Linked DNA regions of Homo sapiens: region 2 is linked to region 1. Evidence: chromatin loops called from intact Hi-C (ENCODE). Cell type or tissue: Calu3. All regions are shown on one strand. Links, peaks and the distances in the headings refer to the core of each region. The heading gives the core; the rest is flanking DNA.

Region 1 (5,955 bases), core at 1,298-5,297:
CTAAGAAAAGGGGAAGAAACATGGATATTGGTGACCATGAGCTTTCTTTTCCATGACAAGTCTTTCAGTCCTGTCTTCAAAACAGATCTTTTATTTATTTCTCGTTCTCCATTGACAACAGCTTAATCCAAGCCACTAGACTCTTGCATCTGAGATACTGCAATAACTTCCTAATGAAGTTCTTTATTTTCATAATTGTTCCATTCTTCCCCCAGTGGACCAAGTAATCTTACACATGAATATAAACTTGTCAACTGCTTACTATTATTTAAATCTTGCAATGCTTGCCCATTATCTTAGGAAAGAATCAAATGCTAAAGAGGATGTAAGAGGTTATGCATGGTCTGCCCATTAACCATCTCAGCTAGATTGCTGCTGTCTCCCTTGGTCACTACTATCCATACACAGGATTATTGGGTCAGATCTTCCCTCCTCTGGAAAGCTTTTTTGTTTTTCATTTATCTTAGTCTTGGCCTTAGCCTCTTACTTATCTCCTTCAAGCCTCAGTTTAAATCAGTGAGTTTAAATCACTCCCTCCCTCGGGGACGTCATTTTCCCTAACATTTCCTCACACTCATGCCCCAACAAAAGGCTGGGCTTCCCATTATTTCCCTTTTATAATATCTGTTGCTATTGTGAATTAAATAATCTTTGTCTTTAATCTGTCTGCCTCACTAGACTGCACTCTCTATTAGGACAGGAAATGCATCTAGCACCAAGGTCACCTGCCTGAAGCATATGGTGTCTGACAGCTAACAGCAGTGGTGTGCTGGAGCCTATGTGTGCTGGCTCATGACAGATGATTGTTAAATTCCCAGGAATATTGTAAGCTGGTTATCAAACAGCCATTATTAAAAATTAAACAATAGCAACTGATGATTAAATAAATTATATTTAAAACAGAGGTAGTAAATACCAAAAAGCCATTATTTCCTAATTACTACATTTTATTGTCTATGGTCTTGTGGTTATTTATGTCTATTATATCTATAGGTGGAAATACTGAATAACAGTGTGCTATGCATATCTCATCCCAATCCCATGTTCAGTGAATTCATTTTGGTAGCTTGAAATTGGTCACGGTAGATCTATTAACACTTTGAAAATTAGCAAATACTACAAATCAGGGTTCCCTTCCACTTCCAACCAGCCAGGTTTTAAACCTTTACTAGCACACCACCACCCAATAGGTACCTGACAACTATATGTTGAATGAATAAAAGAATGGCAGGTGTAATGCTACTGTGCTTTCCTCCACTATGACTGTGGAAATGTGGATCATCACCTGGCTTACTACAACCTTACCGATCATCTAAATAATGCAGATTAACACAACTTTACCAGTCATGCAAATAAATTAGATCCAAATAAATCAGATGTCTCTAATCCATTCAGACAGTTTCAGCAAAGTTGTCATTTTTGCCTGAATCACACAGGTGATTTCCTTGGTTCTCCATTTATTTTGTAAGTAGACTAGCCTCTGTTCTAGCAATTAAAGGTCATTATGGCAGCATTTTCCAAGCATCCTGTTCTGTGACAGATTTTCCCAGTTATTTTTACCAGTCTATCAGAGGTCAATAAAATTGATCAGGAAGCATGCATAACACAATTGTTTAGGATCACATGGGATCTATAAAAACTTGTGAGTTAACTGAGCAATTTAGAGTAAAGGTACTCTGACACTTCCACCTTAATTCTGAATATTTTTCCATATCTTGGGAGAATCTGGAAGTAGTGAAGTCAGAGCTTTCAGCAGGGCAGAGTCTTTTAGATCTCTGGTCTCCTTTGATCCAAGAGCATTTTGCATACGCAGTAGCATAGTGCCCCTCCCGTGGCTTTTGACATAATCAGCTTTAAATTGGCATTATTTACTTGTTGCCTTGTTTTCACCACTAAATACAAATTCCTTCAAGTGAAGAAACCAATTTACACCTGTCTCTCTAGAAAGCCCAGGTTGAGTTTTGCACATCTCAAGCATTCAACTGAGGTTTACTGAAGTAGGGACATCCATCTCTTTTGTCCCCTGGCTAGCTCTTCAATGTATTCTCACTGAACCTGGAAAACTGTAAAAGTTTATACTTTTCTTGGTTATTAGATTGGTAATTCATAAGGAATGTTTAGGAAATATACAAGAGTAAACATTCAGCCACTGAAAATTTTGAAATAATATTAAAAATGGCTAAAACACATGAAATTTAAAATTTTTTAGATAAATAGTTTTGTCTCAAAATTAATTGTGTAATGGGACTTGATTGTAGCTCCTGGCTCTTTTTGCTTTGCCATGAAGTCAAAATAATGTTCATTATGTACTATCATATTTTCACCAACTGTGGTTGCTGTTTTAGTGTGGTTCACAGTTGGAATATAGAAAACAAAATAAATCACGAACAGTGTAGGAATTCAGAAAACCTGCAATTGGCATTTGTTAAAAAAAAAAGATGCTTCTTTTTTCAGATTTTTTTTCACACTTTCAGGATTAACAACAATAAGCAAACTGGCATTTCTACTGTTAAAGTTCATAAAGCTTTGAAAAATTATTTAACCTTCATAAGACCTTCATAAACTCTCTATAATATGGTCTGTGATTCAGAGTGTGGGCAATGCTCTGTCTGGCCCAAAAGCATTAAACCACGCTAGCATAGAAGGAAGTGAACTTTGATGGTGCTATTTTGTGTGTTTTTACTGTACCAGTGTCTGCCTGAATGTGGCTGCCTGAGCTAAGCCCGGTCCTGCTGGGCTTAGTCATCAGCTCTGATCATTTATCTGACTCCTTGTATCGTGGCCAACAGCAGGTCGTGGGAAGTCATTTCCAGGAGGACTGTGACCACCTATTAGAGTCATGCTGGGGTAAGGCTGACCTGGCCACTGCAGCATGGGTGTGCTCTACCTGCTCCCTCCTGGGCTTGCTGCCATTGGCCACTCTTGGTTAGGTGCTGGCCACAGTATTTTGGGGGAATGTTATACATCCTTTCTGGTCTCTGAGTCTGTCAACAAGCTACGCATATTTAATGTGGCAAAAAATACCACATTAAATATAAGTATATGTTGCATTAAATAAAGGAAAATAGTTTTTACTAAAAGCAAAAAATAACAATAGAAGTTCTGTATTGAAGTTATCTTAGTGAAGAAATCTTAGACTTTTACCCTGTGGAAAAGTAGCTTGAGATAAATACTCTTGAAAACAAATTTACAAATAAGATGAATTAATTTTTTAATGTAACAGTTATGACCAAATAGAATGTGAATGCCATTTATGGATGTGTAAAATCTTGATTGCATAAAATAATACATCCTAGAGAATAGACTCTAAAAATGATTATGTAATGAAATGATTTTTTTTTGCTTCCCACTTCATTATTTCTGGTGGATTTTGTTTTAATTAAGGATTTAAAAATCCATGAAAAATCTTGAATAGCCCATAAGGAGTTTTATAAAGAAATAGTTCAATATCTTATCAAAGTAGGAAGTGAGACAAGTTGAATCTCTAGCTATGTGGGAACACTATTTGCTTTTCTGTAAGGAGATATGCTGGTAAATAAACACCTATCTCATGATTCATATTTGGCACAAATGTACTAAATGGTCATGTTTAGTTTAGTTATGGAACAGATATTTGATTATACTCCACTGTTTAGTTGGTAAATCTACTAGCATTCCTACTACCATAGTTTCCTATAATGACAATATATAGCACTTCTTTATTTCCTGAAGTTCATCTTTTTGATGCATGTTGGGTGCAGGAGTTTCAGTATTTTCAATCTACATTCAGGCTGCCAATGCAGAGGAATTACAATATCCCTAAATAATAGAAATAAGTTATCCTTAAAGGGAATAAACTCCTCCCTTCTCTTCCCCTTTCTTCTTATTCTCCCTCATGGATGAGAAGGAACAGTGTTGTTTGTTTTACCACTGGGAAGGAGCTGAATAATCATATATTAATCACTCAATATGTATCAGATTATAACTATAATTAACATTTCATATAACCAAATAACATTTTATTTAATCCATATAATTCTTCACAATAGACTCTTATTTTCTCTATGTTACAGATGAGGGAATTGAAGCTCAGAGATGCTAAATAATTTGCTGAAACTCACACAGCTGGATATGCACAGGTTTTTCTGTCCATACTCTTTCTGCTACGTACACATCATGCTGAAAGCAAGTAGTTGTTTCCCATTAGAGACAATAAAAAGATATTCATTAACTCCAGTACAATAACTCTGCTGACCTGATAAGGCTACACATAGTAACTATTTTCTTTTGAAGGAAACCCATCAGCCTTGGAGAAGACAGAAACTGGTGGAAGGCTGTCTCAGTAGTAGTGTTCACTGCCTTTCCGTTGGCGTAGGTAAAGGTACCATGCTATCTTCCCTTCGAGTGGCATGAAGTGACAAAACATACATGTGTAGGGGACGGAGCTCTGAAGAGATGAGGGCATTTACTACAGAGGACAGCTCTGTAGCTACACTGCATGGTCTTCACTATTTCTGATGATAGCCAGTGTTACTTGTTCACTCTTATTTTATTATGGGGCCATCAGTCCAGCAGATGAGTAGTCCTTGCTTCCTACCAATAGACAAACTCCATTCTTTCTTCTACCCTATCACGACAACTGATGCTCACATCCCAGAGCCAGAAAGTATATATATATTGTTATCGTTTTGACCCTCAAGGAAAGGGGAAATAAGTGAAGGAAAGAAGATGTATCCAGCTGAGGAGGCCAGATATGAGTGCTGCATGGATTTCCAAAGACAACAGCAATGCTAAGACATTATCAGTCTCACACATTTAGTGCTCAAGAGATAGAGCCATTGACTACAACACAGAATATGGCTAGAAAACACCAAAGGTGGGACTAACAACACAGCTATTAGTTGAAGTTTTCTGTTGGCAGCCAAACTTGAGGAGCCTTGTTGATAAACCTAGGATTGCATCACTGATTGGTGGTGTTGCTGCAGGGATCAGGATTGACCTTTCCCAAATATGAGTTCCTTCTGAGATTTGATGAAAAACACAGTTTCCTAAAAGGAAATGTCCAGAATGGGTCACATATGTATAAATAACTCTACAAAGTCCAGTTCCACATAACTCCTTTAAATCATGAGGCTTTTCCCCAGCCACACAGCTACAGCCTCCCTACAAATAGGCCTTCAAAACCCTAACATTGCTCACTGTCCTAAATTTCTTGCTGTAGTATGAACAACTGCAATGCATCTCTGGCTTTGAACTTGGCCTTTTTTCCATCATCATGATAGGAATGCCATCTTCTGGTGGCACTACCATCACTCTCTAGGTTGGACCTGGACGCTCACTGTTGTACCTCCAAAATGTGTCCTAGGAACCCAGCCTAGGCAGCCATATTTCAAGTGTGACTGATTTGTGTCAACTTGAGCAAGTTAATCATCTCCCTGGGTTTCAGTTTCCTCATTTGTCAGTAGAGCTTGAGCTAAATGATAAAGTCCTTTTCAGGTATAATTTGTAGTAACTCTTACATATAAATAAAGTTTATGTTAAAACTTATGGGCTTCCTCAAAGGGAGGGGCTCTGGGAATATATATTTTGACTTAACCTATAAATGCAAATATTTTTCCAGGTTTCCCTCTGTACCCAAAAGAACTTTGAAGTTTACAGTGAGTTAACACCAAGGTAGAGAGGCAAGCTGTAAATTACTTATTTGGCCCAAATCAACTGTAGGTCAGTTATTTCAAGACTTGCTCAATTTTAGTGTTTGAAAAACATCAACACCTCCATTATGTCGTTAGTATCAATGGGGGAAGAAAAGCACAGTGGAACCTCTCCTAAAGAGGTCAGGCTTGGGAGGTAGAAAGGTGCTTGGTGAGCTGTCACACAAAGGGTGTTTTAATAAAGAAGGTAGAACAAGGCGTTTGAAAGGGAAGTGTTGATTGCAAAGCATGTATAGAGGAATTTCAAAAATAAAGCAGGCCCTAT
Region 2 (5,955 bases), core at 854-4,853, 80 kb after region 1:
TTATACAAAAATTAACTCAAGATGGATTAAAGACTTAAACATAAGAACTAAAACCATAAAAACCCTAGAAGAAAACCTAGGCAATACCATTCAGGACAGGCATGGGTAAAGACTTCATGACTAAAACACCAAAAGCAATGGCAACAAAAGCCAAAATTGACAAATGGGATCTAATTAAACTAAAGAGCTCCTGCACAGCAAAGGAAACTACCATCAGAGTGAACAGGCAACCTACAGAATGGGAGAAAATGTTTGCAATCTATCCATCTGACAAAGTGCTAATATCCAGAATCTATAAGGAACTTAAATAAATTTACAAGAAAAAATCAAACAACCCCATCAAAAAGTAGGCAAAGGATATGAACAGACACTTCTCAAAAGAAGATGTTTATGCAGCCAACAAATATATGAAAAAAGCTCATCATCACTGGTCATTAGAGAAATGCAAAGCAAAACCATAATGAGATACCATCTCATGCCAGTTAGAATGATGATCATTAAAAAGTCAGGAAACAACAGATGCTGGAGAGGATTTAGAGAAACAGGAACGCTTTTACACGGATGATGGGAATGTAAATTAGTTCAACCATTGTGGAGGACAGTGTGGCGATTCCTCAAGGTTCTAGAACCAGAAATAACTTTTGACCCAGCAATCCCATTACTGTGTGTATACCCAAAGGATTAGAAATTATTCTACTATAAAGACACATGCACACCTATGTTTATTGCAGCACTATTCACAATAACAAAGACTTGGAACCAACCCAAATACCCATCAATGATAGACTGGATAGAGAAAATGTAGCACATATACACCATGGAATACATGCAGCCATAAAAAGCAATGAGTACATGTCCTTTGCAGGGACATGGATGAAGCTGGAAACCATCATTCTCAACAAACTAACACAGGAACAGAAAACCAAACACTGCATATTCTCACTTATAAGTAGGAATTGAACAATGAGAACACATGGACACAGGGAGGGGAACATCACACACTGGGGCCTGTTGCAGAGTGGGGGCCTAGGGGAGGGATAGCATTAGGAGAAATACCTAATGTAGATGATGGGTTGATGGGTGCAGCAAACCACCATGGCACATGTATACCTATGTAACAAACCTGCGCGTTCTGCACATGTATCCCAGACTTTAAAGTATAATAATAATAATAAAAGATTGGGATTGAAGAGGCACATCATTAGGTAATTGTGAAACATAATGTTACTCTCTTAACATCAGCTCAAGCACAAAAGAGGAGGTATAAATTGCACTAGATATGGAGTGTCATACATTTGATTTCTCATCCTAAATTGGTCACCAAAGAGATGTGTGGCCCTAGGCAAATTACTTTACCTCTCTTGGCCCCAGAATCCTCATCTATAAAATGCAAAAGTTGCACCAAATGACTTTTAAAGTCACTTCCAGTTCCATGGGTTTTATACTTAGGGGACAAAGCAGGGAATATAGACTCCCTAAAGCAAAATGTTCAGAGTTTTACAATAGAAACAACCCCAGAATCTCTTCTCTCTTTCCTCTAATTGTGCTCCTTCTTCCCCACACACTTTCCTGCACACCATCAGGAAATAAAGTGAGAAAAAAAGAAAGCCTCCTGTTGCATGCAAAAAACAGATCTGCCAGTGTTGAAGGGTTGGGTTAAGTGGAGCCTTTGCTGGTGATATCAGACTATATTTTAATTAGATGTCAAGTTCTAAGACCATGAAGCTGAAATGATAAAGAGCAGGCTATTAATGGTCCCAATTACAGAGCCCCAAGTATCTCTTAATTTATGTACTGATAATCTCCTGGTAATTTTCTGGATGCTGCCGCAGCGTACACATTCCAGTTCCTCTCCTGCTTCATGTGGATTTGTTCTCCAAGTTCCTTTCTCCATTATGCTCTGCCCAGCTCATTTAGAGCAACCACTTTGCCTCATAGCCAGACCGCCAGCCTCAGCTGGGGCGAGGGGAACCGGCGACAGCTCATCTGCAGCAGAGCCTTTGGTGGAAGTGTGGCCAATTAGTCACACGTTTGGTGTTCTAATTAGGCGAGTCTGGGACTTTGGAAAATGTGCTGTTGATTTAGGTACTTCCTCAAACAATGCTAAATTGTGTTATGTGAAATTCAATTAGTCTTTTTCTAAACGTTTCCACATCTGTTCTTCTTTAAGCATAAAGTGATGAGGAGAGAAAGAGAAGTGAAAAGCCAGAGTCTCCACTGGTGAAATATGTTAGGCCTTAGGGACCAGCCCTTTTCCCAGCTTTTGACCCTGAACAGTGATACACAGGAAGGAACAAAGTTGGAGAGCTATCATGGTGAAGCCCTTTTAAATAAATCATTATAGAAGAAATACTGCAACTGCACGGGAATGTAATCTCGTATGATGGCCATAAACTCAGCTTTGTTTGAAAATAGATGGCATGGAGGAGGAATCATTAAGAAGTGAATGATTATAAATTCTATCTTAAAGGTAATATTTGTGATTATTCTGGTTATATTTTTTAAAAGAGTCTTTTCTAAACAAAAAATCCTTTGGTTTAGTATTTCATGTCCAGGTCTAGTCTAATGAGTTTTTGTCCCCTTCTATCTATTAAAATTTCCATATAAAATTGAGAACAGCATGAAATCCCACAACACTTAGTGACTAAAATAGAAGACAATGAAGATGAAGATGATGAGGAAGAAGTTTCCACTTTCTCTGAAGTGTTTCCTAGTTTCCATTTGTGCCACTGCTGGCAGCTGCACGATGGCATGTTGCTTTGATCCCTCCAGCTCTGTCCCAAGCTGCTCCTACCCTGAGCCTCTCACTCTCCTATTTGCTAAAGATGCTGTGTCATTGCTTCTTAGCACCTCTTAATTCCAACACACTTAACTCCAAGTTCATCATGTGTTTTCATGTTGTATCACACTCGGTATATCCACTGATTTTGCCAAGAGGCCAAATGGCAATATCTTTTACCAAAGTGGCACGGCTCAAAACCGCAGGCGTCCAAAGGTGAAGGTGTACATGCATTTGATCCTTCTTTCTGTTATCACCTTTTCAGTGACTAACATTTCAAAACCTTATCTGTGGCTGGCAGGCCATGTTTCAGTTTTGTCAGAGCCCAGATATAGACTGTGTGGTTTTCTGATGATATATCTCTGTAAGATTTGTGGAATGCTAAAGATGGAGTTGTCAACACTACTTTATGGCACCTCGGTGCATGTCAGAAAATGAAAATATTTTCAGAAGTGTTAGCATTATTTTGACTGATGATATACTCTTTTAAGACAAAGACTTATTTAAATAAAAAAATTCAAGGGAAAAAAACAAACAAAGTAAGGCATTACCCATAAACAAGTTGATTAATCTGGTGTCTGTAGCTCTCATGAAGAAGATAAAGGAAGATTAGAAAATTAAAATAGTGATATTTTAATGCCATTCTGGGTTTGCAGTTTTTATTAACTAAAAAGCACCCTGAATTTGACTACCCTATTGAAATCAGGTTACAATTCCGTGGAATAAAGTTTATAGCAATAAGCGTAAATAAATTACTCCTTTTTACTATGGAAGATAATTATTAAATTAACTAAGTTTTTGATAATATTGTCTAGAATTTGGTTTTACAGGAATATTGATTGGTAATTACAGTCTACTATCTCTCATTGTATTTTTCTTACATAAGGGATTATTTACCAGTATTGCAACCTGTAAAACCATTGTTGAATGGAAATTTTGCTTTAATCTCTCAACTTTTTACCTGCTTCATTTGTGACTTAGAGAAGTTGGATTAATTGTGAGATAACATTAACTCCACAGAGCAACATTATCTGATTTTTAAAAAATCATTATTAATTTTTTTCTTTTCTTTTTTTTTTTGAGACAGAAGTTCTCTCTGTTGCCCAGGCTGGAGTGCAGTGACACGACCTTGCTCACTGCACTCCACCTCCCAGGCTCAAGTGATTCTCTTGCCTGAACTTTCTGAGTAGCTGGGACTACAAAAATTACAGGGCACGTGCCACCACACTCTGCTAATTTTTGAATTTTTAGTAGAGATGGGGTTTCACCATGTTGGCCAGGTTGGTCTCGAACTCCTGACCTCAGGTTATCTGTCCTCCTCGTACTTCCAAAGTGTTGGGATTGCAGGCGTGAGCCACGGCACCTGGCCTAATTTTTCTTTCCACTGGGTAACTTTAATCTGAGTATCGATTTTTTTAAAAAAAGGGCATTTAAGCCATTAGCTTTAAGCCAAAGAAACAAGCCTTGTCTTTTGCTACTTAAAAGCTTAATCTGATCATTCATCATAGCTAATTCCTGTTCTTAGAAAACATGCCCACCTGGCTGTTCTGAATGAAACTAGCTCAAGTCATTTTGCTTCCTATTGGCAATACCAGGGCCATTGCTTAATGAAAAAAAAAAAAAAGGGCGTCAGATTCACACCTGTATTCTGTGATCATATGTACTATGATTAGTACATTTGTAGTTATCACAAGCACAGATTCAAAATCACTCTTTCTTCTAAAATGCCAGTCTTGGGGAACAGCATCACTAATTTTTATTTTTAATTTTTGTGGGTACATGGTAGATATATATGTTTATGGATTACATGAGATACATTAATACAGGCATGCAATATGTAATAATCACATCAGGGTAAATAGGGTATTACCTCAAGCATTTATCCTTTGTGTTTCAAATAATACAATTATACTCTTTTAGTTATTTTTAAACAAACAATTAAATTACTTTTTACTATAGTCACCTTGTTGTGCTAGCAAATACTAGGTCTTATTTGTTCTTCCTATTTTTTTGTGCCCTTTTTCCATCCTCCCCCTTCCCAGGCCCACCCTTGGCTATCCTACCCTGCCTCTGGTAACTATCATTCTACTCTCTATCTCCATGAGTTCAATTGTTTAATTTGTAGCTCCTACAGATAAGTGAGAATATATGAAGTTTGTTTTTCTGTACCTGGCTTATTTCGCTTAATATAATGACCCCCAGTTCCATCCATGTTGTTGAAAATGACAGAGTATGGTTCTTTTTATGGCTGCATAGTACTCTATTCTGTGAGTGTACCACATTTTCTTTATCCGTTTGTCTGTTGATGGACACTTAGATTGCTTCCAGAGTTTGGCTATTGTGAATAGTGCTACAATAAACACGGGAGTGCAGATATCCCTTAGATATACTGATTTCCTTACTTTTGGGTATATACCTAGAAGTGGAATGGCTGAATCATATGTTAGCTCTATTTTTAGTTTTTTGAGGAACCTCCCACCTGTTCTCCTTAGTGATTGTACTAATTTACATCCCCACCAAGAGTGTATGAGGGTTCTCTTTTTTCCACATTTTTGCCCACATGGGAAGCATCATTTTAATGTTTGTACTAATGTCATCTACCAGAGAGACCAAATGTGTAAAATAGTTCTCCCTGCGTTATTAACTCAAACCAGAATTAAACTCCACATAATGGTGGCGTGTTGCTGGGGAGAGAAGGAAAGCAGACCTGCAAAGGTTGCCACCTGCAGGCTGTCCCTGGTCTTTGAAGGGCAGTGCCTGGTCAGCAGAGGAGCATCCCTGCCTCCTTATTTCCACAGAGTGACAATCAGAGTCAGTTTTCTTTTTTCTTTTTTTCCCTTAACTTTTAATTTCCGGGGTACATGTGTAGGATGTGCAGGTTCGTTACATAGGTAAATGTGTGACATGGTGGTTTGTTGCACAGATCATGCCATCACCTAGGTATGTGCCCACTATCCATTAGCCATTCTTCCTGATGCTCTCCCTCCCCCTACAACCCCTCTGCCCCCATGCTTTCTTCCTGCTTTATTTGCTTGTTTTGGAGAATGAACTCCATGAAGGCAGGAATTGCTTTTCATACATTTGTTTCCGTGTGAAATAATTTGCTTGACACATTTCTCTATTGATTTGGCTTGATTAATGATCTTAAGTGCCACCTAGTTTGTACCATAGCATAA

The links. Peaks named below come from ENCODE experiments on the same cell type or tissue, not always from the same donor. Only the 100,000 strongest peaks of a DNase experiment are listed, where the experiment ranks them.
Region 2: a loop joins it to region 1, with 4 times the contacts of the local background. A loop is called at or near these places in 2 of 110 quality-filtered maps.

Annotation. Positions count from the first base shown.
Region 1 is chr6:84,463,955-84,469,909 of GRCh38, forward strand. All of the region lies in intron 2 of LINC01611 (long intergenic non-protein coding RNA 1611), which reads right to left. The region is part of intron 2 of LOC107986620 (a long non-coding RNA gene); the gene reads left to right. Among named protein-coding and RNA genes, the nearest start is that of LINC01611, 8.0 kb to the right of the region's middle. In Calu3, for the core only: no CTCF peak of the experiment used is centred there; a DNase peak (open chromatin) is centred at 2,817.
Region 2 is chr6:84,544,610-84,550,564 of GRCh38, forward strand. No RefSeq gene overlaps it. Among named protein-coding and RNA genes, the nearest start is that of LINC01611, 73 kb to the left of the region's middle. In Calu3, for the core only: no CTCF peak of the experiment used is centred there; a DNase peak (open chromatin) is centred at 3,002.